7 separate regions of the Homo sapiens genome follow, and regions 2, 3, 4, 5, 6 and 7 are each linked to region 1. Evidence: chromatin contacts called from ENCODE Hi-C or POLR2A ChIA-PET data. All regions are on one chromosome and are shown on one strand. The core of a region is the stretch at or near the end of the contact, and the rest is flanking DNA. Distances in the headings are between cores, read along the strand shown.

Region 1 (3,438 bases), core at 725-3,224:
AAGAAAAGGATGCATGACTCTGCCAGATGATCTGGGCCAAGGCTGTAGTGTGGCCCTGGATGAAGTAAGGCATCTGTGGCTTACGGCCTCTGCGGCAGAGAACTGCTTCCCGGTGAGCTCGTGGTGGGTGGAGGCGGGGAGGAAGAGTCGGTTCTGAGGATGGTGGCCTCCCACCGACGCAGCGGGGATCGGCCTCTGTCCCGCCCAGCCACTTGATTTCCAAGTTCTGCAGAGCTCTGTCCAAGGTCTCTTTCACTTTTTTCCTGAGCTCTCCCTTCGGGGTTAATCTCACCTCTTACGGAGGCTTCGAACACCATTTACATGCTGATGGCACCCAGATTTGCATCTCTGAGCCCCATCCCCACACCAAATTCCGGACCTGTTTCCCTATTAACTTTGGTCTGGAATATCCGGCAGACCTGAGATTTGCAACTCTGAGCCCCACCCCCACACCATCCGGCAGACCTCAGATTTAACATTTCCAAAGCTGAACTCACCCCGAAACTTGTTTGCCTTTCAGCAGTTCTTAGATAAATTATTAGCATCGCTCCTCATTCCCTCCCCCACCCCCCACCCCCGCAAACTGGAAACCTGGGGGTCATCTTATCCTTCTTCCTCTCCTTCCTACGTGCTAAATCACACCAAATCCCTTCCCTGGGCTGCATTCCCCTTGCTTTCAGTTCAAGTACATCTCCGGGCTTGACTAGTACAATACCCTCTTAATGAGAACCGTGACCCTGTCTTCCCCTCTGGGAGAAGCCATCCTCCAGTGGCAGGCGCCTGTAATCCCAGCTACTGGGGAGGCTGAGGCAGGAGAATCACCTGAACCCAGGAGGCGGAGGTTGCAGTGAGCCGAGATCGCGCCACTGCACTCCAGCCTGGCGACAGAGTGGGACTCCGTCTCAAAATAAATAAATAAATAAATATAAAATAAAAGAATGCAGACTAACACGTTCTTTGCAAACTTACTACAGGGTATGAAGAAAGTACACAAAGACAGGAGCAGCCTGTCTTCGAGGTGGCATCACTTCTGCATCCAGCCCAGGATTAAAACCCGGAGCAACTGGCAAGCGGAAATGTTAACGAAAAGGGCATCTGCGTAGCGTGCCAACCTGCCGTGCCACGTAAAGCACGGTCCAGTGACCCAAAACATTTCTGCTCCCAAATAACATTTGGAAAATGCTGACCTACTGCCTAGAAAAGTTCGATCGGCATTCCTGCACACTGCTGTTTTAGAGAGAAGCCCTAAACGATATCTGAAAGTATTTGGTTTATTTTCATCAGCAATGCTTTAGAATCTCGAAAGCCCAGAAAAAAGTTATTTCACGACGTGAAGCTCCCCCCTCGATGTCAATTCGAACACATCCAGGGTTGCGGCTGCCATGTTCGCTCGAACATGTGCAGGACAAACAATGCAACCAGCGGGGAACCGTAAACCTTTTTCCTCGACTTCCTACCACGCACATGAAGTGTTCAAGAAACTTTGCAGGACGTCTCCACATTTCACGAGGCTCCCGTGAACTCCGGAGCCGAGCTAAACAATAGGAAGGACAGATGCTGGGAGTCCCCAAGCATCTAACGCGCCGTTTGTGTTTTCAAAAAACCTCTGCCTGGCGCCCAGGCGGCTTTTCCTGGGCTCCTAGCCTCCTGTGCAAATTGTTCCCATGGTCATTGTCTTCCAGGACGCTCCGCTGCGCACTCGGGGAGCGGGGACAGCGCCCCGCAGAGCGCCGCGCGGTCGAGCCCGGCCAGGTGGCGGAAACGTTCCCGGCCCTTGCAGCGGGGCCCGGGAAAAAGGTGGCCCGGGCGCCAAGGGCGGCTGCCAATGCAACTCGCAACTTTTGAAATCAATCCTTTTTTGCATCATGCAACGGATGCCACCGCTCCTCGGGTTTGCAACCCCCCACCCCTCCCCCGAGACCAATCATTGCCGCGCTCGGGGCTGCACGGCGCCCCCGCCCCCTTCCCGGGCCGCACGCCGCCACCCAGCAGCCAGGGCCGCCTCTTAAAGGGAGGTGGCCGGCCTTAAAGGACCCCCGCGCGCCCAGCCGGCGGGAGCGCGGCGGCCCGGCTCCCGCAGGGCCGCGCCGAGGCAGGCGAGCCCCCGCGGCGCCCAGGCGCGGGCCCGGGCCCCCGCCGCCGCCGCCGCCGCCGGGCGCGGCATTTTTATTCAGGCGACGCTTAAGGGAGCCCGGCCGCGCCCGGTGCATTGTGGGAGCGGCCCGCGGCCCGTTTTCGGGAGGAGGCGGAGGGCGCAAAGCGAGCCGGTAAGCGGCGGGCCCGGCGCGGGGGGGAGGCGCAGGCTTAAAGGGGAATCTGGGTCCGCAGGCCCGCGGCGGCCGTTGCAAATCCCCCTCCGGGCCGCCCGGGACCGCCGGGGAGCCGCGCGCCGCCGGCCCCGCCAGCCCTGCCTGGAGAGGGGCAGCGCCGGGCTTGGTGGGGCCGCTTTAAAAAAGAAGCGCCGCCCGCGCCGCCGCCGCCGCCGCGCGGGGCCGGGGAAGGAGGGAGGGAGGGCGGGGAGGAGCGGAGGGGAGGGCGGCGGCGGCCACGCAGGGGTTAATTTTTTCGCCCGCCGACATTTTTGCGCGGCGGCGGCGGCGGCCCGTGCGCGCGGCGGGAGCGGCCGGCCTGGGGTCGCGGGGTGCCTCCGGGGCCTCCCCGCCTCCCCTTTTCTCCGCGCGGGCCCTGTCGACCCGGGGCGGGTGCGTCCCGGCGTCCTCCCCGGCTCCTGGGCCGCACGCGCGGTGCCCGCCGGCTCCCGCCGCCTCCCGCCGGCCCGAACAGGGATGGCCCGGCCGGGGCCCCGAGCTGCCGCCTCCGCCCCGCCGCCGGCCCGCAGCCCGGGCCTGCTGGGCCTTCCGAGGCGGCGGCGAGGGCCTGAGCCTGAGCCTGAGCCCGAAGGTGTCCCCGGGTTCCTTGCTCCCCTCCCCGGCCGCCTCCGACGCGGGCGTCCTGGAGAGCGCGCCCCATTGTGCGGGGCCGGCGGGGAGGTAGGTCCGGGGTTGGCGGGGCAGCGCGCCGGGCCCACCCCGCTGACCGGCTCCCCGGCTCCCCACGCTCGTTGGAAGAAAAAAAAAAACCAAACCATGGAAATGTGCCCGGGAAGGAAAGGGCTAAACGTTGCTTTAAATATTCATGCCATTGTTTTAAAGGCGTAAACATGTGGCTGCGGGGTCGCCGGGCACCGTCCCTTATTAATGCAAATGGATCCCCCTGGTTCCCTAATCACTGCACATTTCCCCCAGAACCCCCTCCCCCTTCCCATGCCCTCCAAAAATGTAAGAATCTAGTACTTTTTTCATTAGGATGTGAGGCTGATTTGTGTCCTTAGTACCATTTGGAATTTTAAATCTGAGCGCCTTCCTGATACAAGGTGTTTTAAACTTTTTTCCACCCTTAAAACTCTTGAGAAGATAGTAATTTAAAAGGAAGTGATAG
Region 2 (3,344 bases), core at 604-3,103, 1.5 Mb before region 1:
CCTTCTGCCCAGGATCTGCTTTACTTTCATTACTGTATTTGAAATATTTCTTATTCTACTTTGTTTTGCTGCCAATCCAACAATCTGAAAAAAAAAATAATATATATATATATATATTACAATGTATGTAATTTTAAATTATTTCAGAAGTACAAAAATGGGGGGACTAGTACCTCTTCATTTTCTGAGTAAGCAACAACAGCTGGAGTAACTCGGTCACCGGCATCATTTGCAACCACACCAGCCCGGCCATCCTAGAGAAAAAAACACGAAATACATAGTCTCATTAGACGTATTCAGACGTGTGCATTTGTGCACCAGTGTTACTTTGCCATCTGTGTGGAAAGAAAAACTGCTATCTCAATATTTTAAACTTGCAAATTTAATTACCATTTAATTTCCTCGTTTTCATAGAAAGCCTATAATTCCATGAAGAACTGCCTCATGTTTTCAGTCTGCTCTGCAAAGTCAACAATTGAATCAAAAGTAATAACAACCTTTCTACACACAAAACGAAGGCTATTATTACGTTACCTTTCCTACCTCTCTTCCTTCTTACCATTACCATTTCTTTTTTTTTTTTTTTTGGACACGGAGTCTTGCTCCGTGGCCCAGGCTGGAGTGCAGACTGCAGTGCCAGATCTCGGCTCACTGCAACTTCCGCCTCCCGGGTTCAAGCCATTCTCATGCCTCAGCCTCCTGAGCAGCTGGGATTACAGGCGTTCCCGGCTAATTTTTAGTATTTTTAGTAGAGGCGGGGTTTCACCATGTTAGCCAGGCTGGTCTAGAACTCCTAACCTCACGTGATCCGCCTGCCTCGGCTTCCCAAAGTGCTGGGATTACAGGCGTAAGCCACCGCGCTGGGCCCCTTTCTTCCCATTTCTACAAATGAAGTAGTATTATTCCCTTTGGCTTTTCCTAACAAGTCATTTGACATTTAAACGCGGGACTAGTGGCAACGGAGTTCATGATTATCGTTTCTTCTGCCTCCCCACTGATGAGAGAAAGGCCACAAGTCCTGTCAGGCTCTCACTTCCAGAAAGGCCACCTCTGTAGACCACGCACCATCAACTGGCTTCACAGCCAGGCAGCTTTGCGGGACCATCAGCCCCAGCTCGACTGCAGCCTCCCCGCCCCTCCGGGACCTAGACGTTCGGGCCCAGCTCAGCGCGTTCTGCGGCCCTGCTGTCCCAGAGACCACCGCCTCCAAGTACCTCGCGGCCACAACTTTCCCAGGACCTCCCACCCGCGGGAATCCTGAGGCCCTGACGTCAGCGAGACCCCTTCCGGCATCCAGAGGCCAGGACGTCCCCGTGACCTCCCCCAAAATGCTCGCAGCCCCGCCGTCCCCGGGACCCCCCGGGACACCCAGCGGCCCCGCTGTCTCCGGGACCCCCCCGGGCACCCTGCAGCTACGTCGTCCCTGGGACCCCTCCGGGCATCCCGCCGCCATGACGCCCTGGGACCCCGCGCGTCTACATCGCCGCGAGCCTCCGCCGCGGAGTAGACGACTTTCCGGAGGAATCGCCAGGCGCGAGGCCGGGCCTGCCCGGCCCTTCGCTCCGGAGTGTCCTCGCGGCAACGCCACTCCACGACATCCCTAGGCCGGCGACACGCCGCTCTCAAGCCTGTGGATGACCCAGCGCCAGAAAACCGGGTGGCCGTCATGAAGCCCTAGCCCAGCTCCGCAGCCCCTCACCTTATAGACGGCCACACAGGCTGAGGTGCAGCCCAGGTGAACTCCGATGGCCGCCATGAGGCAGCAGGGACGGCAGCGGCAGGAATGAGGGGGTCCCCCAACAGCAACAGCTACCGGCCGCCCAACGGCCCCATCAGGCACCGCGGAGCTTCACGTTCCCGCCAGCCCCCTGCGTCCGGTCGGCCGCTACAGCCTCCCGCGTCGCCGCCAATCAGCGTGAAGGTTCCGCCTTTCTTCACGCGCAGTCCGCGAGTAGCTTCAGCGCGTCTCTGCGCTCCGCGGAAACTGCACAGTGCGCACGCGCAACCGGGGAGGGACGGGAAAAGGCTCCTACACTCCGCCCCCTTCCTATCCCTTCCTTGAGAGCCAATGGAAACTCTGTGTTCAGTTGCGTCATTTGTCCTGGCAACTACTGGCAGATTCTTTCCAACCTCGAATTCTGCTCAGCTCGCTTTGGCAGCTTGGTGGGCGGTGGGCGCGGGTGGCGGAGGCGATTGAAGCTGCTGGCCCAGCATGTGGTGCGCGAGCCCAGTTGCTGTGGTGGCCTTTTGCGCCGGGCTTTTGGTCTCTCACCCGGTGCTGACGCAGGGCCAGGAGGCCGGGGGGCGGCCAGGGGCCGACTGTGAAGGTGAGCGGTGTGACAACTGCTTGCATGGCGGCGGCCCCGCGCTGCGGCGCAGCAGCTGTCGGCTTTGGCTTCTCCTGGCCCTGGCTATAAATAACATTCCGCCCAGGAAATGCAGGCCCTGTCCCTCGTTTTAGATCGCCCAAGCCCAGCTCGAGTAAAAAGCTCAAGCCGGGCCTGGTGGTAACGTGAGGCCACGTTGTGGTTTTGCTGTGAATATTAAACTTCAGCAGTAAAAGCTGGTGGGTTTGTATTTGGATTAGAGTTTGTGCAAAGAATGCTAGATTCAGATGATACTGGCGCCAGATTGATTCTGCTGCTTCCAACCAGCAAGATTTGCCTCCCCTTGCACAGAAGACGTCTTTCAAGTCCAAGCTAGTTGGTGACTCCCCAAAGGAAAACAAAACATGGCATTGAGTTGAGTAGCTTAAATCAGAGGACATAGCTAATATTTGTTAGGACTCTGTAGGTGAAAATTGCTTTGCAAAGGAGTACACTGACTCCTTGGGAAAGAGAGGAATACAAAAGAGTGGTTCCTTTTTGTTCACGGTATCTCAGCTGTGAACTCGCAGTCAGAATACGTGAGTCTGTATCCCACCAAGTCCCCTAGCTCTGAGACTTTGGTTTTTGCAAAATCAGCGTACTTCACTTTAGAGATCTGTTAGCAAAGGCAAAGAAGGTAAGTGGCTATGCTAGCCCCTTCCTTCTGGACTCCTGTAGCGCTCACTCCATGTTTTACTGAAAATAATTAGTTTAAATGTATATGCCCTCAGCTGGAAAATATATCCCTAGTGAACAGGAAATTGTAGGTTCATCATATATGTTGAGTGAATGGATGGGTATAGTCGTACTAAAGTTGTGTTTTTGTTTGTTTTGTTGTTTTGTTTTTTGTTTTTGTTTTTGTTTTGAGACAGTCTCACTGTGTTGCCCAGGCCGGAGTACAGTGGCACAATCTTGGCTCACTGCAGCCTCCATCATCGGGTTCCAGCGATTCTCCTGCCTCAGCCTCCCAAGTAGCTG
Region 3 (3,323 bases), core at 603-3,102, 1.3 Mb before region 1:
TCCTTCTTCCTATCTGGGACATTGACAGGATACTATGGCAGCCACCTCGGACCAGGTGTTGACCCAAGAGATGAAACCATGTGTTAAGGATACTGGAGGAAACGCACAGGACATGCCTGCATCTCTGATGACTGAAGAGCAGCAATACTAACTCTGCACTGAGTGCCCACTGGCCCTTATTATGTGTAATGGTCAAACAATGTGCCAATGAAAAGAGTCAAACTCTATAAAAAATTTGAAGAGATGTATTCCGAGCCAAATATGAGTGACCATGGCCTGTGACACAGCCCCAGGAGATCCTAAGAACATGTGCCCAGGTGGTCAGACTACAGCTTGGTTTTATACACTTTAAGGAAACATAAGACATAAATTAATACAGGTAAGATGTACATTGGTTCAGTCTGGAAAAGGTGGGACAACTCGAAGTGGGGGGTGTCCAGGTCACAGGTGGATTCAAAGATTTTCTGATTGGCAAGTGCTTGAAAGTGTTAAGTGATTATCTAAAGATGTGGAATCAATAGAAGGGAGTGTCTGGGTTAAGATAAGAAGTTGTGGAGACTAAGGTTCTTATTATGTAGATGAAGCCTCCAGATAGCAGGCTTCAGAGAGACTAGATGGTAAATGTTTCTTAACAGACTTTAAAAGGTGCCAGACTCTTAGTTAATTCTCTCCTAGATCAGAAAAAAGACCTGGAAAGGAAAGGGAATTCTCTATAAAACATAGGTTTTCCCCACAAGAGACAGCTTTGCAGTGCCATTTCAAAATGTGTCAAAGAAATGTATTTTGGGATAAAATATCTTGATTTCTTTCAGGTCCTGCTGTCTGTCATGTGGTTATCTTATTGCTACGCAGAGTCTGTTTTGTCAGTCTTATGGTCTCTGTTTTAATGCTAATGTTAGTCAGCAGTGCCTGAATTCCAAAGGGAGCAATATAAACTGAGGCATGTCTGATCATGCATTCCCATCATGGCCTGAACTGGTGTGCTTATTTTAGAATGCCCTTGGCCAAGAGGAGAGGTCCATTCAGCTGGTTGTGGGGCTTAGAATTTTATATTTGGCTTACGAATGAAACCTACCATGTTGTTTATACTGCCATTGTGTTACCATTATTTGTAGACAAACCTCATCCTCGTTTGTGTTTCTAAGACCAGGAAGCTTCTTTAGGGGAATTGTCTCTGTGTCTTTTTTAATCTCTATCATAGCATCCATGCAGTGCACATAGAACCAAGTCCTCGATAAATATTTATGGAATGAAGAACTTGAATTAAACCAACTTGGAGAATGGTGTGGAAAGTACTGGGCTAGATGACGTGGGTTCTGAAGATGAAGAGAACAGTATCTCATTCTCAAAGAACTGATAGTAAAATTACATGTGGGTTGTGGGTGTGTCACTGTTTGCCACCGACGCACCTGGGTGGGGTCAGGCAGAAGGTGCCTGTCCTCTGTGTCTCAATAAAACACAAGATGCCCATTCACTTCTGGTTTTCTCCTGGTATCATTGGCTCTTCGGTGTCTGCTGGAAAAGCTGGGCTTTTCCCAGTGTTACCATGACGTCTGAGCTTTGAGAGCTGTTTCTTTTCCCCTCGGAGCCTGAGAGAGATTATTCCAGTGATATCTGAATAGCTTGAGTTCGCTGGGTATGAACACAGAGGAAGTGGTTCCCTAGCAACAGGCGCCTCTGAAAGCCTCTTAGCACTCAGTACTTCTCCGGGCTTTTTGTTTCCCCTCGTTCATGCTGCCTGTCAGCAAATGGCCAGAGTGATTGCACCTGCTCCAAATTAGGGCTGGTCAGTTCGACCCCAGCAGTTCGGTTTTACTAAGTCAAAGTTCCTCTTTCAGTCAAGCTTCCTTGTGAGGCCTGGGGCCTATTTTGCTCCTGGTTAGACCATAATTACCTCAGATGACACTTCCTTCTTTGTTGTCTAGATTTTGACCAGAAATGGAAAATACCGAAGTGACTGAGATCATTTTAATTGAATTAGTAAAAGAATACTTTTTTTTTTTGGCACGTCTTTTCAAATATGCTAAACCTCTTAAGAAAATGTTTTATATCGCCTTTTTTTTTTTCCGCTAAAAATGGATTCTCACTCCATTTTTTCAGTTTCTCCGCAGAAGACTTAACAAATTCTGCCTTCCTTAACTGTGTCAGCATCTCAATACATATTTGAATATATGAGTTGGTTGGGGCAATATTAGAGGGTGTTTACCGCATTGCCTTGGCATCTGGAGACAGCCCTTACTGAGAGCATTGGTCATTGGTACAGACCATGGCATATAACTCTGAGATGAGTCCAGAATTGTTGACTGCAAATGCCTTGTTTCATTTTCAAACAGCAATCCATATTACTGTTTGAATTAGCAATCTTTTTTTTTTTTTTTTTTTGAGATGGAGTCTAACTTTGTCACCCAGGTTGGAGTGCAATGGCACGATCTTGGCTCCTCTGCAACCTCCGCCTCCCAGGTTCAAGTGATTCCTCCTGCCTCAGCCTCCCGAGTAGCTGGGACTACAGTCACCCACCACCATGCCTGGCTAATTTTTTTGTACTTTTTTTAGTAGAGACGGGGTTTCACCAAGTTGGTCAGGCTGGCTTCAAACTCCTGACCTCAAGTGATCCACCCACCTTGGCCTCCCAAAGTGCTGGGACTACAGGCCTGAGCCACTGCACCCAGACTGAATTAGCAATTTTATAGGAGATGGTTATACGTCTCTGCCTACCAGTTGGTTAGTATCGATTTGTAGCACTGAAAATCTGGCCAAGACTGTGGTGATGAATGACAGCATACAACTAAATTGAGCCTCACAGCTCCCGGAATTCTTCTTGTCTGTACCTTTTAAAATATTTTCTTTCCTTCATTCATTCAACCAACAAATATTTGTAATTATAATTGAGTGTCTGCTATGTGGAAGACTTTCTGTGGGAAAAACGTGAATGGCCCATCTTAGGAAGTTCTCCATTTAAAAGAGGAGAAAATGGAGCCGGGCACAGTGGCTCACACTTGTAATCCCAGCACTTTGGGAGGCCGAGGCAGGCGGATCACGAGGTCAGGAGATCAAGACTATCCTGGCTAACACGGTGAAACCCCGTCTCTACTAAAAATACAAAAAAATTAGCCAGGCCTGGTGGTGGGTGCCTATAGTCCCAGCTACTTGGGAGACTGAGGCAGGAGAATGGCGTGAATCCAGGAGGCGGAGCTTGCAGTGAGCAGAGATTGTGCCACTGCACTCCAGCCTGGGTGACAGAGTGAGACTCCGTCTCAAAAAAAAAAAAAAAAAAAAAAGGAGAAAATGGAAGGTAAATCAGTACAACCTCAATGGAAAACAGT
Region 4 (3,116 bases), core at 21-2,520, 1.6 Mb before region 1:
TCACGAGGTCAGGAGATCGAGACCATCCTGGCCAACAAAGTGAAACCCCGTCTCTACTAAAAATACAAAAAATTAGCCGGGCATCGTGGCGGGCACCTGTGGTCCCAGCTACTCGGGAGGCTGAGGCAGGAGAATGGCGTGAACCCGGGAGGCGGAGCTTGCAGTGAGCCGAGATCCCGCCACTGCACTCCAGCCTGGGCTACAGAGCGAGACTCCGTCTCAAAAAACTAAAACAAAAATAAAAACAAAAAACACCATCTCAACTCCCTGACAATCTAAAGTTGGAACAGAAGCTTCTGATGTAGCCAGCCACCCAAATTCCCTTTTCACTTCCCTTTCACTCTGAAAAGCGCTTTTACTTTTAGTAGTATTAAAACTTCAAGAGCATTAGCCTCCCTAATAGTCCCTTTTATTCCTCCTATTAGATTATTTCTGTTCTTAAGAGGCAGCAGGAGGAGCCCTGTAACCAGCACGTAACCTTAGGCAAGGCCATGAACACGCCTGCGCCTGTTTCCTAACTTAAAGAGAAGCATTAGCCGGTCTCTAAGGTCCTGGAACTCCCGTCTGCTGTCGCTGGGCGTTCATTTGAAAGACAAAAGCGGTTCCGAAAGCACGCCCGGCGGTCCCTGCTCTGGGAGTGCTGACCTGCCTGTGTGCAGCACAAAACCGCTCCCTTCCGGCCCTCACAGCTAACCTGCAGTCCCCATCCCTCCAGCTTCCTTTCTGCCATAAATCACTAACTGTGTGGGAGATGAAATCCGCCTGGTGAAGGCTGGGACGGACAAAACACAGTATTCCAAAATCTAGGGCCCAAATCGGAGCCCTCGGAGACGCGGCCCCTAAAGCCAATGGGGTCCGGGGCGGCCCGGAAACTTCCGGGAGAACCGGACCCTGAGATTCTGGAAGGGCCAAATAGTGACCCTCTTCCCTAAAAATCACGGAAGAGACATGAAAACCACGGGATCTCCCTGGCAAACCTCAGGAGACAGCAGAGAACTGCGGAGCCGAGAAGGCGGGGCAAGAACTTCCGGGGTGGGGCTACGGCCGGGGCGCAGGGGTTGGCGGGCAGGGCCCTCGCCTCCAGCGACGCATCCACCCACCCCTGGGTCCGGCTCTACTGGGTTATCCTCGTTCCGCCGAGCAGGAGAGGCCGGGGGCGCCCGGGAGCTTGCAGGCGGGCGTGGGTGCTTGCGTTCTCTACTCGGGATCCGCGAGCAGGGCCAGCGAGAGGCCAAGTGTTGTGCCCTTCGCGACCCTCGCGTCTCTTAGTAACGCGATGAAGCTGCAGGAGCTCCCGGCTCCTTCAGGCCCCGCCCAGCTAGCTCAGGCCCCGCCCCCGGGAGTGGGCTTTTATGCGCATGCGCGAGGGCTGGGGTGGGCGCCGGCCCATCTTACTAAGCCAATGTAGGTCCCAGGTAGGAGCGCTGCCAGGGCTCACCCCTGAGCAGAGATGGAGGGCGAAAAAGGGTTACTTGCCGCTACTTGAATCCCAGACAAAATTCCCTGTGAAAGCGGATCACAGCACGGAGACTGTGTTTGTAGTTCCTGATAGTAGATATCTCCTATCTATTCATTTGCGAGGAATGAACCATTCCAGAGAGTCGCCATAGTGCCTGACAATCAGTAAACCTACAATAGATGATATCTATAGCTTTAATTATTTTTTCTAGCATTATCTATTACTATATTACAGTACTATCTAAGCGAAAAGTGATCAGATTCAAGATATACGGTTTTTTGTTTTTTTGTTTTTGTTTTTTTTTAGACGGAGTCTCGCTCCGTCGCCCAGGCTGGAGTGCAGTGGTGCTATCTCGGCTCACTGCAAGCTCCGCCTCCCGGGTTCACGCCATTCTCCTGCCTCAGCCTCCCGAGTAGCTGGGACTACAGGCACCCACCACCACGCCTGGCTAATTTTTTGTATTTTTAGTAGAGACGGGGTTTCACCGTGTTAGCCAGGATGATCTCGATCTCCTGACCTCGTCATCCACCCGCCTCGGCCTCCCAAAGAGCTGGGATTACAGGCGTGAGCCACCGCGCCCGGCCAATTTACATGTTTTGAATGTAGAGCCATCAGGACTTGTCAAATTGTTGAATGAAAGAAAGGAGCAATTGTGTGCTGGAGCCAGCTCATTAGAGCTCTGGAGACTCAGTAATTAAATTTTTAGGAATTTTTCTGAGCTCGTTGTTAAATACAAGCCATGAGCTGGAGTCAATGAAGATGACAAGGGCCTCGGGCACCTGCCCCAAACAAAACAAAAACACAAGACATATCACAAATTAAATTATATAAACTTCTAAATAAACGAGTCATACTAAAACAAAGGCAATACTTAGTAAAACTAAAAACAAAAAACTATTTACTTACAACTCCCAAATTTCTCTCTTCAGCCCGGTCTTTCTCTGAACTTTAGATTTGTATATCAATGTATATTCAACATCCACTTGATTGTACAAAACAACCTCCCCAAACACCTCCCTGCCAAAACAAAAACAAAAACCCTGCTCCTTCTTCATGTCTTTTAGTAGATGTGGCCTAGAGCCCTCTCTTTCCATATCCATCAATGCAACCTGCTGACTTTATAGCTTCTACTCAAGCCATCATAATTTTTCTTTTTTCTGGTAATTACAACCGTTCCCAACAGCTCTCTATGCCCCCTCTGTAGTCTGTTGTCAACACAACAGTCAATGCAATCTGTTTAAAACCTAAGTCAAGGCCGGGCGCGGTGGCTCACACCTGTAATCCCAGCACTTTGGGAGGCTGAGGTGGGCAGATCACGAGGTCAGGAGTTCGAGACCAGCCTGGCCAATATGGTGAAACCCTTTCTCTACTAAAAATACAAAAGAACTAGCTGGGAGTGGTGGCGTGCACCTGTAGTCCCAGCTACTCGGGAGGCTGAGGCAGGAGAATCGCTTGAACCCAGGAGGTGGAGGTGGAGGTGGAGGTGGCAGTGAGCCGAGATTGCGTCACTGCACTCCAGCCTGGGCATAGAGGGAGACTCCGTCTCAAAGAAAACAAAACAAAAAAACCTAAGTCAAATTATGTCAGTCCTCTGCTCACAACCCTGCAATGGCTTCCCATCTTATGGAGAGTGAAAACCAGAGGCTATACATGGTGA
Region 5 (2,977 bases), core at 6-2,505, 1.8 Mb before region 1:
AGGACCCACACCAAAAAATTCAGGTGGCTCTTTAAAGTCTCATTTTCCTCACTGAGCGGGTTCTGATGATTATCTTTGCAAAACCACTGCGGAGACTTCCGGTGGCCTAGCAGCACATTTGAACAAGATCATCTCAGCAAAGCAAAGGACAGGACTGCTCTGTACAGAATGCAGTAGCAAATAAGAGAGGCTGAACTTCACCGGTCTTCTATTTGGCAGTACTACAGAATGCCTCCCTTCCCTCTTCTGAGAGAGACAGCGGACAATTTCAGCACAGAAGGCCGTGCACGTTTGCTTGGAAATCTAGGTCATGACCTTGACTTTGGGAAAGCCAGGGTAGCCTACCTGAAACTGTCCAATCCCCCAGCATCGTGGACACGTCCCCAAGTCCCTCAAGATGTCTGTTCTGGTCTGAGCCGTCCGTAGTAGTGTCCAGGGAAAGCAGGGGTAGCTCAAAAATTTCTGTCAAGAGTTTTAGTGCTGCAAGCCTGGTTGGGACAGGGCGGTGGAGGGCTGGAAATACTGTTTTTGACTTTGAATTTGATTTTATAATGTATTAGATGGATAGATAGATGCGAAATGGAATTGTTAACATGTATGTGGAGGGGCGGGAAGAGTTTCTGGAAAGCCCCATCCCTGAGTGCCTACTCCTGAGTGGGAAAAACCCCTGCACGGGCTGGGAGCGCTCCCTAATTCGTCCAGAAGTAAAATCGCATGGCCTGTGTTCCAAAAATGCCGCCACTCAGGATGTCAAGTCTGCACGTTTGCAGCTTTGAGAGCCGAGCCCCAGGCAGAGGCACCGCGCAGGCCTGGATGTACAGGACTCGGCCCTGTGCAGGGCTGGCCAGGGTGAGCAGGGTTGGAGCTGGCGGGGCGGGGAGGGGCGGGGCCATCTGGGAGGGGCTGCGGCGGTGGGCGGGGTTAGAGGGCGGGTTTGAAGCCGGCAGGGTGGGGAAAGGCGGGGCTGGAGGGGAGGGGTCTCAGAGGCGGGCGGGGTTAGAGAGCTGGATTGAAGCCGGCGGGACGGGGAGAGGCGGGGCTTGGTGGGGAGGGACGAAGAGGTGGGCGGGGTTCAAGCCCGTGGGGCAGGGCGGGGCCGGCGGGCAGGGCGGGGCCGGCGGGCTGGGCGCGGACGGTGAGGGGCGGGGATGGAGGGCGGGGCGGGACGGAGGGCGGGGAGGGGGCGGGACGGAGGGCGGGACGGGGCGCGGGCGGGGCGGGGCGGGGCGTAGCGCCCGGGCTCCGACTCCAAGCAGTACGGCGGGAGGCACTAGAGGGAGCTGCGGCCGCTCCGGCCCGGCCCCGAGCACCGCCTCCCCAGCCAGCGCCGCCGCGATGGCGGAGGACAGCGAGTCTGCGGCCAGCCAGCAGAGCCTGGAACTGGACGACCAGGACACGTGCGGGATAGACGGGGACAATGAGGAGGAGACGGAGCACGCCAAAGGGTAGGGGCGGCGCGCTGGCGCACCGGGCGCGACAGGGCGGGGACCGCGCGCGCCACGGTCTCCCGTTCGGGGGTGGCTCCCAGGACTGGGGGTTCTTCGGCCGCTCCGCCCCGCGATGGCTTCTCCGTGGCGCGGAGCCCATGGTGAGGTCCGGGGCGCGCGGCTCGCGGGAGAGTGCAGTGCGCGGGGAGGCGAGGCCCGGGGTGGGCGGGGAGGCTGGGGCCCGGGCGGGGAGACGCTACTGTCACTTGCCGCGCGCCCCCGGCCAGCCTCGCCCATCCCCGCCGGCGGCCTGGCCCAGGAGGCGCCTGTTGCCCTCGCCCGCGGGTGGCTCCGGTGGGCGCCGAGGAGAGGCGCTACGCCCTTCCCTTTGTGGCGGCCGCAGCCTGGGGTAGGAGGTCGCCCTCCTCTGCTCCCTGCCATCCTTGTTAAGTCCCTTCAGACTCCCTCTCCGCAGCCGCCACCCGAAAAGAATGGGCAAAGACGTGGGTGGAGCGGCGTGGAGGTGCCCCGATGGTGTCGGGGCCGCAGGCGGCGAACTGCGCAAAGTTCTGGCGCCGAGGGGGTCCCGGGCCCGGCCCCTGCTGGGGATACTGGGCTTTGCACCGCCTCGCCTGTCCCTAGAGCTCTTCAGAGCAGGGCCGATCCCCTGAACCGGGCTCCCGCTGACCTGGCCGTATCCTGTTTGCAAAGCTGGTATTTGATCTCCAAAACTCGATGCACCACGCATTTTCACACTTGATCGGATTTCTTAATCCTTTCCCTTTGCCCCCGAACCCTGCAGACTTGATTTGCTCTTCTGTTGGAGAAAAGGATTGCTTCAGGTGAAGGCCGGTGTTGATGCTCTCTTTTTAGAGGCAGTGGGTCATTTTAAATAAAAACTGGTGTCCTTTTAAAGTGCTGTTTACATTACCCTTTTACCCTATTGGATTCAAACTATGCGCTGGCACAGAGCGGTTCTTGCTACACCCTTAGAAGTGAGATTTTTCGAACCATGGTGAGTGATGGAGAAGTGGGTCAGCTTAAAAAACATGATAGGGAGGCCTGAGTCACAGATGGTTTACTCAGTTCGTAGAGAGATTCTTGAAATGATTGATCATTGAAAGTGTAAATCATTTGCATTCTACTTGTCTACTTTAAGATTTATTATAGAAAGGGACTTTTGACTGACCTCTAATTCATTATAAAATATTAACAAATGAAGAAAAAGAAAAGCTGACTATGTGCATCTCCCATTTGCAAGTTGTTTTTATCTTTGCCGTGAATACTTCAGTGGCGGCTGCAAGTATCGAATGTTCGAGTCTAGAATATTTTTTTTTTTAAAGAGAGGAAAGGAAATTGCATAGGAATCTGAACCTGAGCCCTGTTTATGCAGGGATAGAAACGTGTTTGTGATAGATAGCTAAATACAAATATGTTTTTGAAACGGTAGTTCTATTGCCAGAAATGGGCCCAGGTGCAGATGCAAGCTGATGGATTAGCTTCAGTACCTGTGTTTTCTTTCTGGAGAGACCCTGGACTTTTATCTTCTC
Region 6 (3,442 bases), core at 137-2,636, 1.7 Mb before region 1:
CTAATTCTTGTATTTTTAGTAGAGACGGGGTTTCACCATGTTGGCCAGGATGGTCTCGATCTCCTGACTTTGTGATCCGCCCGCCTCGGCCTCCCAAAGTGCTGGGACTACAGGCGTGAGCCACCGCGCCGGGCCGGACCTCTTAACCTACATCTAAACAATGCCTACCAAAGGAAGTATGGAGTAAAGAAAGGTATCTCAGTATTAAAAGAAATAAGTTGGCTGGCGAGGTGGCTCACGCCTGTAATCCCAGCACTTTGGGAAGCCCAGGCGGGCGGATCACTTGAGGTCAGTAGATCGAGACTAGCCTGACCAACGTGGTGACCCGTCTCTACTAAAAATACGAAAATTAGCCGGGCGTGGTGGCAGGCGCCTGTAGTCCCAGCTACTCGGGAGGCTGAGGCAGGAGAATCGCTTGAACCCGGCAGGCGGAGGTTGCAGTGAGCCGGAATCGCGCCACTGCACTCCAGCCTGGGCGACTGCTATGTCTCAAAAAAAAAAAAAAAAAAAAAAACACGTTCAAATAAGTTCAATGTGGCTGGGGCAGAGATGCTAGAGAAAGCGGTGAGAAACTAGGAAAGGTGGGTAAGGACCAGATAATGAAGACCTTTGCAAGCGTTCCAGTGTGAAGCAACTTTAACATCTAAAGCAGAGGTGTCGTGATTAGAAAGACGTTATAGATCTTTGTGGATCTGGGCAAAGGAAGAGTCCCCGAGCAGCAAAGACGCTCCTGGAGTCGTCCAGGTTAGAAATGACGGTGGCCTGCACTAGAGACGCCGCAGAAAGGACTGGAGAAAAATACATGTTAGTCGGAAAAGAAGGTAGAATCTCCCGACACAGTAGTGACCAGCTGGAAGTAAAGTTGAGAACGGTATTGGTGGTGACTCCCGGTTTCTGGATCCCGCCGGTAGCCGAGGGGCGACGGCCGACCCAAAGCTCACCTCCCCACTGCACGCCGCCCCTGGATCGAGTACCTTGGTGCTTTACTATTTAGCACACGGAAGTGTTGTTCTGTTGTCCGTGTCTCCTTGGAGACCGTGGAGAACAGAAGGGCCGGCGGGGGTTTTCGCTTTGTACTCCTGGTGCCCAGCCGGCGCTGCAATCCAGCAGAGGAGCCGGACTAGAAACGCGGAAGCTCTGGGTGCACGCGCCCGGCCCGGGACTGGGCGGCCCAACCGGGAGGGCGGCGGGTCCTGCGGCCACGCAACAGGCGTTGGGGAAGCAGCAGAGACCCTGCGTGCGCGCGGGCTTCGGCCTCCAGATTCCGCAGAGTCCCGGGCCCGATCCCCCCGGGGCTGGCCTCCTGCCCTACGTGGGCCCCGCGCGCCCACCTGGAACTCACGATGGCGAATCCGTGGTCACCTGAAGGCAACAGCACCGGCGCCCAGTGCGCCTGCGCCGCGCGTGCGCAGAGCCCTCGCCTCCCGGCCTCGCCTCGCAGACGCGACGGGCCGGGGAGGAAGCGCTCGGAGCAGTGCAGGTTTCGTTATCCTGTGTTAGGTCACTCCGGAGAGGGGAAAGCGGCCCACAGCGTCGCGCGACCCGGAAACGACACAACGAGGCCCAATCTTTTAGACTCGAGTTTAGGCCCCGGGGTGGAGTCTCCGGACCGGGTCCCCCCACCCCCGCTACAGGGGCAGTGCGCAGGCGCGAGGTATGTATCGCGAGACCATGCGGTTGCCCGGGTAACCAGACGCTCAGGACTTGGACCGTCCAGTTGTTCGGAGGCCAGCCTATAGCCAATGGTATCCCGAGGGCTCGCTCTCTCCGGGCGTTTGTGCTCCCCTCTCTCTTCTAACCCAGTTTCTACCTTTCAGTGCTTTGGAATCTTAGCCCTCTGTCTCTATTCGCTTTTCTGTATTTGCCTTGCCTCAGGGACGCACAACCCCAGCCCCTGTCCCAGTGAGCCCGTCGCCATGGAATCCCTGCAGACTCCCCAGCACCGCGAAAATCAAGATAAAAGGGAGAAGGAGTATGGGGTAAAACACATGCCTATGGGCAATAATGCAGGGAATCTTGAGCCCGAAAAGAGAAAGGCAGTAAGAGTTGCCTTGAGTTCAGCAACAGCTGCACAGAATATCCCGTCCAGTGTCCACTGTGGCTGCTCCAAGCAATGGAGACTCAGGCTACCATCGGAGTCGCTGCAAAGTCGGGGACAAGTGATGAAGCGGCCGAATAACATTTTAAAGCTCAGGAATCTGGATCTGTTGATCTACCCTTGGCCAGAACTTAGAAGACGGCAGGTTGCTTCTGACCTAATGAGCCTCCTCCTTCTCCCCGCTTTTTCCGGCCTTACTTGGGCCCCCTTCCTTTTCCTCTTTACGTATCTGCCTCCTTTTCTCAATCTCCTCACTGTTGGTTTTGTATCCTATTTTCTGGTATAGTTTCTGTGATTTCTTTCTTTTATTTATTATTATTATTGTTGTTGAGACAGAGTTTTGCCCTTGTTGCCCAGGCTGGAGTGCAATGGCGCGAACCTGGCTCACTCCAGCCAGCGCCTCACAGGTTCAGGTGATTCTCCTGCCTCAGCCTCCGGAGTAGCTGGGGTTACAGGCACGGGCCACCAGCCCAGCTAATTTTTGTATTTTTAGTACAGACGGTGTTTCACCATGTTAGTCAGGCTGGTCTCGAACTCCTGACCTCAGGTGATCCGCCCACCTCGGCCTTCCAAAGTGCTGGGATTACAGGCATGAGCTACTGTGCCCAGCCTCTATGATTTCAATTTTCATGTTTAAGTACCTATGTAGAACCTAACTGTCCATAAGTAAACACAACAAAAAAAAGATTTGGCTTTTGGTCAAAGATCATTGGAGGTTACACAGGGTAAAGTGCAGTATGATTTTTATCACAATTAGAAAGATTAAAAAGAGATGACAGTGAGTTTGTGAGAACAGGTTTGTGTTTCATAAAATGAATTGTGTGAGTTAGCTATGATGAACTGCAAGCAGCTTGCATTTCCAAAGACAAATAGAGACACAGGAATCTAATTAAAATGCTAAAGTAATGGGAAGGAGACATCCATACGTTTTTGTCCCCCTAAGGTTCCAGATTTATAGTTTGAGCATCATCTCGGCTTACATTTTCTCTGTGGAAAACATCAGCCATTACATTACTTGGCTCTGGGTTGAAATCCTAACTTCATCAACTGAAGATCTTATGACCTAGGCAAGTTTATTAACCTCCTCTATGACGTGATAAAAATAGTATCTCTTGTGCGGATTAGAAGACATGTTCCTCTATGCTAAGATGATTATTATGTGCGGAACACATAGTTAAGTGCTTGATAAATTGAACTATGGCAAATCCAGTCTCAACCGTGGCAAAACTAAGTTAATAAAAATGAAACATAACCTTTATTATTTTAGTGCTTGTGTTTTATTTTAAAACTAGCAGTATAATTTCCACGAGGATTTTGCTAAAATTAACAAGTACATTTCGAAAG
Region 7 (3,361 bases), core at 18-2,517, 1.3 Mb after region 1:
AGCATGCAACAGAAGTTCCAAAAGCTGATATTCATGACTGTTAATTCATTAAAACCACCAGCACATATCAAGGTGTCAATAGAGTGGCTAAAAGGAAAAGAAAGAAACCCCACCAGCACATAGTTCCAAATTCAGCAGAGTTAAGAGTTAAACTCTGAAATTAAAGTAACAGACTAGCTACAAGGAGACAAATACATAATAAATATCATGCTGTCTTCCAAGACTGGAACTAACTGCCCACTTCTCCCAAGCAATGCAGTCTTGGACCCCCCCACCTGCTCACATAAAAGAAGCCTCAGAGATGGTCCTGGAAATGTATCCTTGGGAGACCTTAAAACTTTACTTCTCCCACAGCTCCGCCTCATTAAAGAGCTGGTTTTCTAGGCTGGGTGCAGTGGCTCAGCCTGTAATCCCAACACATTGGGAGGCCGAGGCTGCAGGATCAGCTTGAGCTCAAGAGTTCAAGACCAGCCTGGGCAACATGGTGGGACCCCATCTCTACTAAAAATGAAAAAAAAAAAAAAAAAAAAAAAAAAGCTGGGCGTGGTCATCCCTCTGTGTCCCCAGCTACTCGGGACGCTGAGGTGGAAGGATAGCCTGAGCCCAGGAGTTCGAGGCTGCAGGGAGCTGTGGTCGCAGCACTGCACTCCAGCCTGGGCCACAGAGCGAGACTCCGTCTCAAAAAAAAAAAAAAAAAAAAAAGGAAACAAAAAGAGAAAGAAAAAAAGAGTTTCTCACACGTTTCCAACAAAGGAAAGAAAAGCCCTTCCGAAACCAGGTCCGGACCAGCAAGATGGGAAGACCACCCAAGCGTGGACCTCAAAGATCCTCAGTTACAGAGGATGGACGGGGGATGACCCCAACACTGAGCACCCACACCTACCCTCTGCTCCCCTCACCTCCCCCTCCTCCCCACCGGCCGCGCGTTCAGGCCGGCAGCCGGTTCCCCGACCCCGACACCCCACCGCAAATCGGCCAGGGGAGGCTTCTGCGTCCCAGCCCCCGCTCCCACCGCCCGGGCCCCATCCCCGACCTGGGGGGCGCTCCAGGGCGCCCTGGGGCTCGCGGCTCTCGGGCTTCCTCGGCCGGTAGCCGTAAACGCCCCGCTCGGTCTGGTAGCCACGCCAGAAGAGAGGGAGAGCCCGGCCGAGGCCCCGTCGTGCTGCTGCCGCAGTAGCAGAGGCCATGTTCACCAGATGTCCCGGCCAGCATGCTAAGGCGGGAGCCCGAGGGGATCCCACCGGCCCTGGTAAATCCGGGACTCGTCAGAGGCGGCCGGAGCCCCGCCCCCAGACAACGCCCCCGCGCCTGATTGGCCGACGGGCCGGACCCTGGAAGCCAATCCGTGGCAGCGGCACTCACAGCGAAGCGACGCCCAGGATTGGGGCGGGCTTCCAGGGCGGTTCCGGCGGCTGAGACCGCCCTGCTCCACCGCAGGGCGGGGCAAGTAAGTGTTCCGCGGGGCGGCACCTGCTCCCAGTACGAAACAGGATGTAGCTGCAGCGCCTGTAGTCTCCCGCCAGGAGTGTTTACCCATCACGCCTCTGCCCAACCGCATAGACACAGTCTAGGGTGTCTGTTACAGAAAGGACAAATTAGCCACAGGGTGGATAGGAAATGGCTAGGACTGAGACCAAGGGACGCAAAAAGCAAAGGTTACTTAGCGCAGCTACAAAATCAATACCCCTAATTTTTTTGTTTTCTTAAGAAACATTAACAGAGGCCGGGCGCGGTGGCTCACGCCTGTAATCCTAACACTTTGGGGGGCCACAGCGGGAGGATCATCTGAGGTCAGGAGTTTGAGACCAACCTGTCCAACATGGCGAAAACCCATCTCTACTAAAAATACAAAAATTAGGTCGGGCGCGGTGGTTCACGCCTGTAATCCCAGCACTTTGGGAGGCCGAGGCGGGCGGATCACCTGAGGTCGGGGGTTCGAGACCAGTCTTACCAACGTGGAGAAACCTCGTCTCTACTAAAAATACAAAATTAGCCAGGCGTAGTGGTGGGTGCCTGTGGTCCCAGCTACTCGGGAGGCTGAGACAGGAAAATCGCTGGAACCCGGGAGGTGGAGGTTGCGGTGAGTTGAGATGGCGCCATTGCACTCCAGCCTGGGCAACAAGAGCGAAACTCCGTCTCAAAAAAAACAGAACAAAAACAAACAAACAAACGAACAAAAAAAAAAAAACAAAACAGGCTGCAGTGGCTCATGCCTGTAATCCCAACACTCTGGGAGGCCCTCTGGGAGGCCAAGGAGGGCGGATCACGAAGTCAGGAGTTCGAGACCATCATGGCTACTATGGTGAAACCCCGTCTCTACTAAAAATACAAAAATTAGCCGAGTGTGGTGGCGGGTGCCTGTAGTCCCAGCTACTCGGGAGGCTGAGGCAGAAGAATCGCTTAAACCCTGGAGGCAGAGGTTGCAGTGAGCCAAGATCGTGCCCACTGCACTCCAGCCTGGGCGACAGAGCGAGACTCTGTCTCACAAACAAACAAAAAACATTAAGAGAGAAAGAAGGAAATAGGGTAAAGGGAGCAGGGAAGAAAGGGATAAGAGTCAAAAGAAACTGGACATGAACGATTAGTTGGTCTGTCTCTGAGTGAGTTTCCCAAATGATTTTTTTTCTGTGGCTTACTTTTAACTTTGCCAGTATGGTAGGAGAGAGAGTCTGCATCCTTACCTGGTTAGTCATCCTTCGTTCCAGTAAGCTGTGCAGCTATACCCCAAACTCCTAGGAATATTATACATACAAGCCCAAGACATCCTCCTTCTTACTCATTCAACCAGTACACTCATAAAGCACTCTGCTGGGTTACAAAGATTAATAAGGCACAGTTTCTGCCCTTAGTTCCCAGTCTAGCTGTAGATAGAACTCAGCACACAGGATGATAGATTATATAATGTAGGCACATGTAAGTGCCCCCTGCAAGCACAGGAGCGTCATCCAGCACAGCTACTGTAGCTGGGACCCCTTAGGTCCACACTTTGGTGGCCTCCCCATCTTGCTAGTTTGGACCTGGTTTTGCAAGGGCTTGTCTTTTTTTTCCTTTTTTTTTTTTTTTTTTTTTTTTGAGACGGAGTCTCGCTCTGTCGCCCAGGCTGGAATGCAGTAGGGCAATCTCGGCTCACTGCAACCTCCATCTCCCGGGTTCAAGCAATTCCCCTGCCTCAGCCTCCCGAGTAGCTGGGATTTCAGGCGCCTGCCACCACGCCCAGCTAATTTTTGTTGCTGTTGTTTTTGTTTGTTTGTTTGTTTGTTTGAGACAGAGTTTCTCTCTTGTTGCCCAGGCTGGAGAGCAATGGCGAGATCTCCACTCACTGCAACCTCCGCCTCCCAGGTTCAAGTGATTCTCCTGCCTT

Evidence for each region. Hi-C counts contacts between places; a loop is a spot of excess contacts on that map. ChIA-PET counts read pairs that join two places held with the same protein, here RNA polymerase II (POLR2A). Pooled maps may share reads with other maps.
Region 2: a map of CD8-positive, alpha-beta T cell shows a loop between it and region 1 (7-fold over the local background). The contact joins the promoter of MSANTD7 here to the promoter of SEPHS1 in region 1. A Hi-C loop is called at or near these places in 1 of 168 maps with a recorded cell type or tissue (CD8-positive, alpha-beta T cell), 1 of 37 single-sample maps with no recorded cell type and 13 of 50 pooled maps. POLR2A ChIA-PET finds 5 or more read pairs at or near these places in 4 of 52 experiments (CD4-positive, alpha-beta T cell, WTC11, activated T-cell and 1 more).
Region 3: a loop to region 1 is called in a map with no recorded cell type, with 10 times the contacts of the local background. The contact joins the enhancer-like site here to the promoter of SEPHS1 in region 1. A Hi-C loop is called at or near these places in 4 of 37 single-sample maps with no recorded cell type and 6 of 50 pooled maps.
Region 4: a map of heart right ventricle shows a loop between it and region 1 (6-fold over the local background). The contact joins the promoter of MEIG1 here to the promoter of SEPHS1 in region 1. A Hi-C loop is called at or near these places in 4 of 168 maps with a recorded cell type or tissue (OCI-LY7, heart right ventricle and naive thymus-derived CD4-positive, alpha-beta T cell), 11 of 37 single-sample maps with no recorded cell type and 16 of 50 pooled maps. POLR2A ChIA-PET finds 5 or more read pairs at or near these places in 2 of 52 experiments (common myeloid progenitor, CD34-positive and naive thymus-derived CD4-positive, alpha-beta T cell).
Region 5: a loop to region 1 is called in a map of CD4-positive, alpha-beta T cell, with 5 times the contacts of the local background. The contact joins the promoter of NMT2 here to the promoter of SEPHS1 in region 1. A Hi-C loop is called at or near these places in 1 of 168 maps with a recorded cell type or tissue (CD4-positive, alpha-beta T cell), 3 of 37 single-sample maps with no recorded cell type and 17 of 50 pooled maps.
Region 6: a pooled map shows a loop between it and region 1 (23-fold over the local background). The contact joins the promoter of RPP38 here to the promoter of SEPHS1 in region 1. A Hi-C loop is called at or near these places in 2 of 168 maps with a recorded cell type or tissue (CD8-positive, alpha-beta T cell and mammary epithelial cell), 1 of 37 single-sample maps with no recorded cell type and 13 of 50 pooled maps. POLR2A ChIA-PET finds 5 or more read pairs at or near these places in 2 of 52 experiments (GM12878 and OCI-LY7).
Region 7: a loop to region 1 is called in a map of CD8-positive, alpha-beta T cell, with 16 times the contacts of the local background. The contact joins the promoter of DHTKD1 here to the promoter of SEPHS1 in region 1. A Hi-C loop is called at or near these places in 3 of 168 maps with a recorded cell type or tissue (CD8-positive, alpha-beta T cell and dorsolateral prefrontal cortex) and 8 of 50 pooled maps. POLR2A ChIA-PET finds 5 or more read pairs at or near these places in 1 of 52 experiments (WTC11).

What each region holds. Positions count from the first base shown.
Region 1 is chr10:13,346,829-13,350,266 of GRCh38, reverse strand. It overlaps SEPHS1 (selenophosphate synthetase 1), which reads left to right and starts at 1,974. Exons shown (of 9, transcript NM_012247.5): 1 at 1,974-2,267. RefSeq lists enhancers at 207-998, 999-1,789 and silencers at 1,859-2,078, 2,209-3,038.
Region 2 is chr10:14,836,815-14,840,158 of GRCh38, reverse strand. MSANTD7 (Myb/SANT DNA binding domain containing 7) reads right to left here and starts at 1,853. Exons shown (of 5, transcript NM_001378785.1): 1 at 1,700-1,853; 2 at 174-254; 3 at 2-84. It overlaps CDNF (cerebral dopamine neurotrophic factor), which reads left to right and starts at 2,122. Exons shown (of 4, transcript NM_001029954.3): 1 at 2,122-2,327. The coding sequence starts at 2,213. HSPA14 (heat shock protein family A (Hsp70) member 14) reads right to left here and starts at 1,853. Exons shown (of 14, transcript NM_016299.4): 1 at 1,700-1,853; 2 at 174-254; 3 at 2-84. The coding sequence starts at 1,756. RefSeq lists an enhancer at 1,570-1,809 and a silencer at 1,960-2,069.
Region 3 is chr10:14,646,745-14,650,067 of GRCh38, reverse strand. All of the region lies in intron 2 of FAM107B (family with sequence similarity 107 member B), which reads left to right. Among named protein-coding and RNA genes, the nearest start is that of FAM107B, 130 kb to the left of the region's middle. RefSeq lists enhancers at 876-1,376, 204-1,403, 1,907-2,076. Within about 2 kb of position 1,852, at least 28 of the 41 ENCODE cell types and tissues checked have a DNase peak (open chromatin) inside an H3K27ac peak, as active enhancers do.
Region 4 is chr10:14,957,542-14,960,657 of GRCh38, reverse strand. MEIG1 (meiosis/spermiogenesis associated 1) reads right to left here and starts at 1,270. Exons shown (of 3, transcript NM_001080836.3): 1 at 1,101-1,270. RefSeq lists a silencer at 998-1,047.
Region 5 is chr10:15,166,971-15,169,947 of GRCh38, reverse strand. NMT2 (N-myristoyltransferase 2) reads left to right here and starts at 1,255. Exons shown (of 12, transcript NM_004808.3): 1 at 1,255-1,445. The coding sequence starts at 1,336. RefSeq lists a silencer at 1,056-1,885.
Region 6 is chr10:15,095,299-15,098,740 of GRCh38, reverse strand. It overlaps RPP38 (ribonuclease P/MRP subunit p38), which reads right to left and starts at 1,386. Exons shown (of 3, transcript NM_183005.5): 1 at 975-1,386. RPP38-DT (RPP38 divergent transcript) reads left to right here and starts at 1,422. Exons shown (of 2, transcript NR_160789.1): 1 at 1,422-1,654; 2 at 1,876-3,356. RefSeq lists enhancers at 679-818, 879-968, 1,270-1,841 and a silencer at 1,109-1,468.
Region 7 is chr10:12,066,860-12,070,220 of GRCh38, reverse strand. It overlaps DHTKD1 (dehydrogenase E1 and transketolase domain containing 1), which reads right to left and starts at 1,267. Exons shown (of 17, transcript NM_018706.7): 1 at 1,034-1,267. The coding sequence starts at 1,187. RefSeq lists silencers at 932-1,091, 1,192-1,241.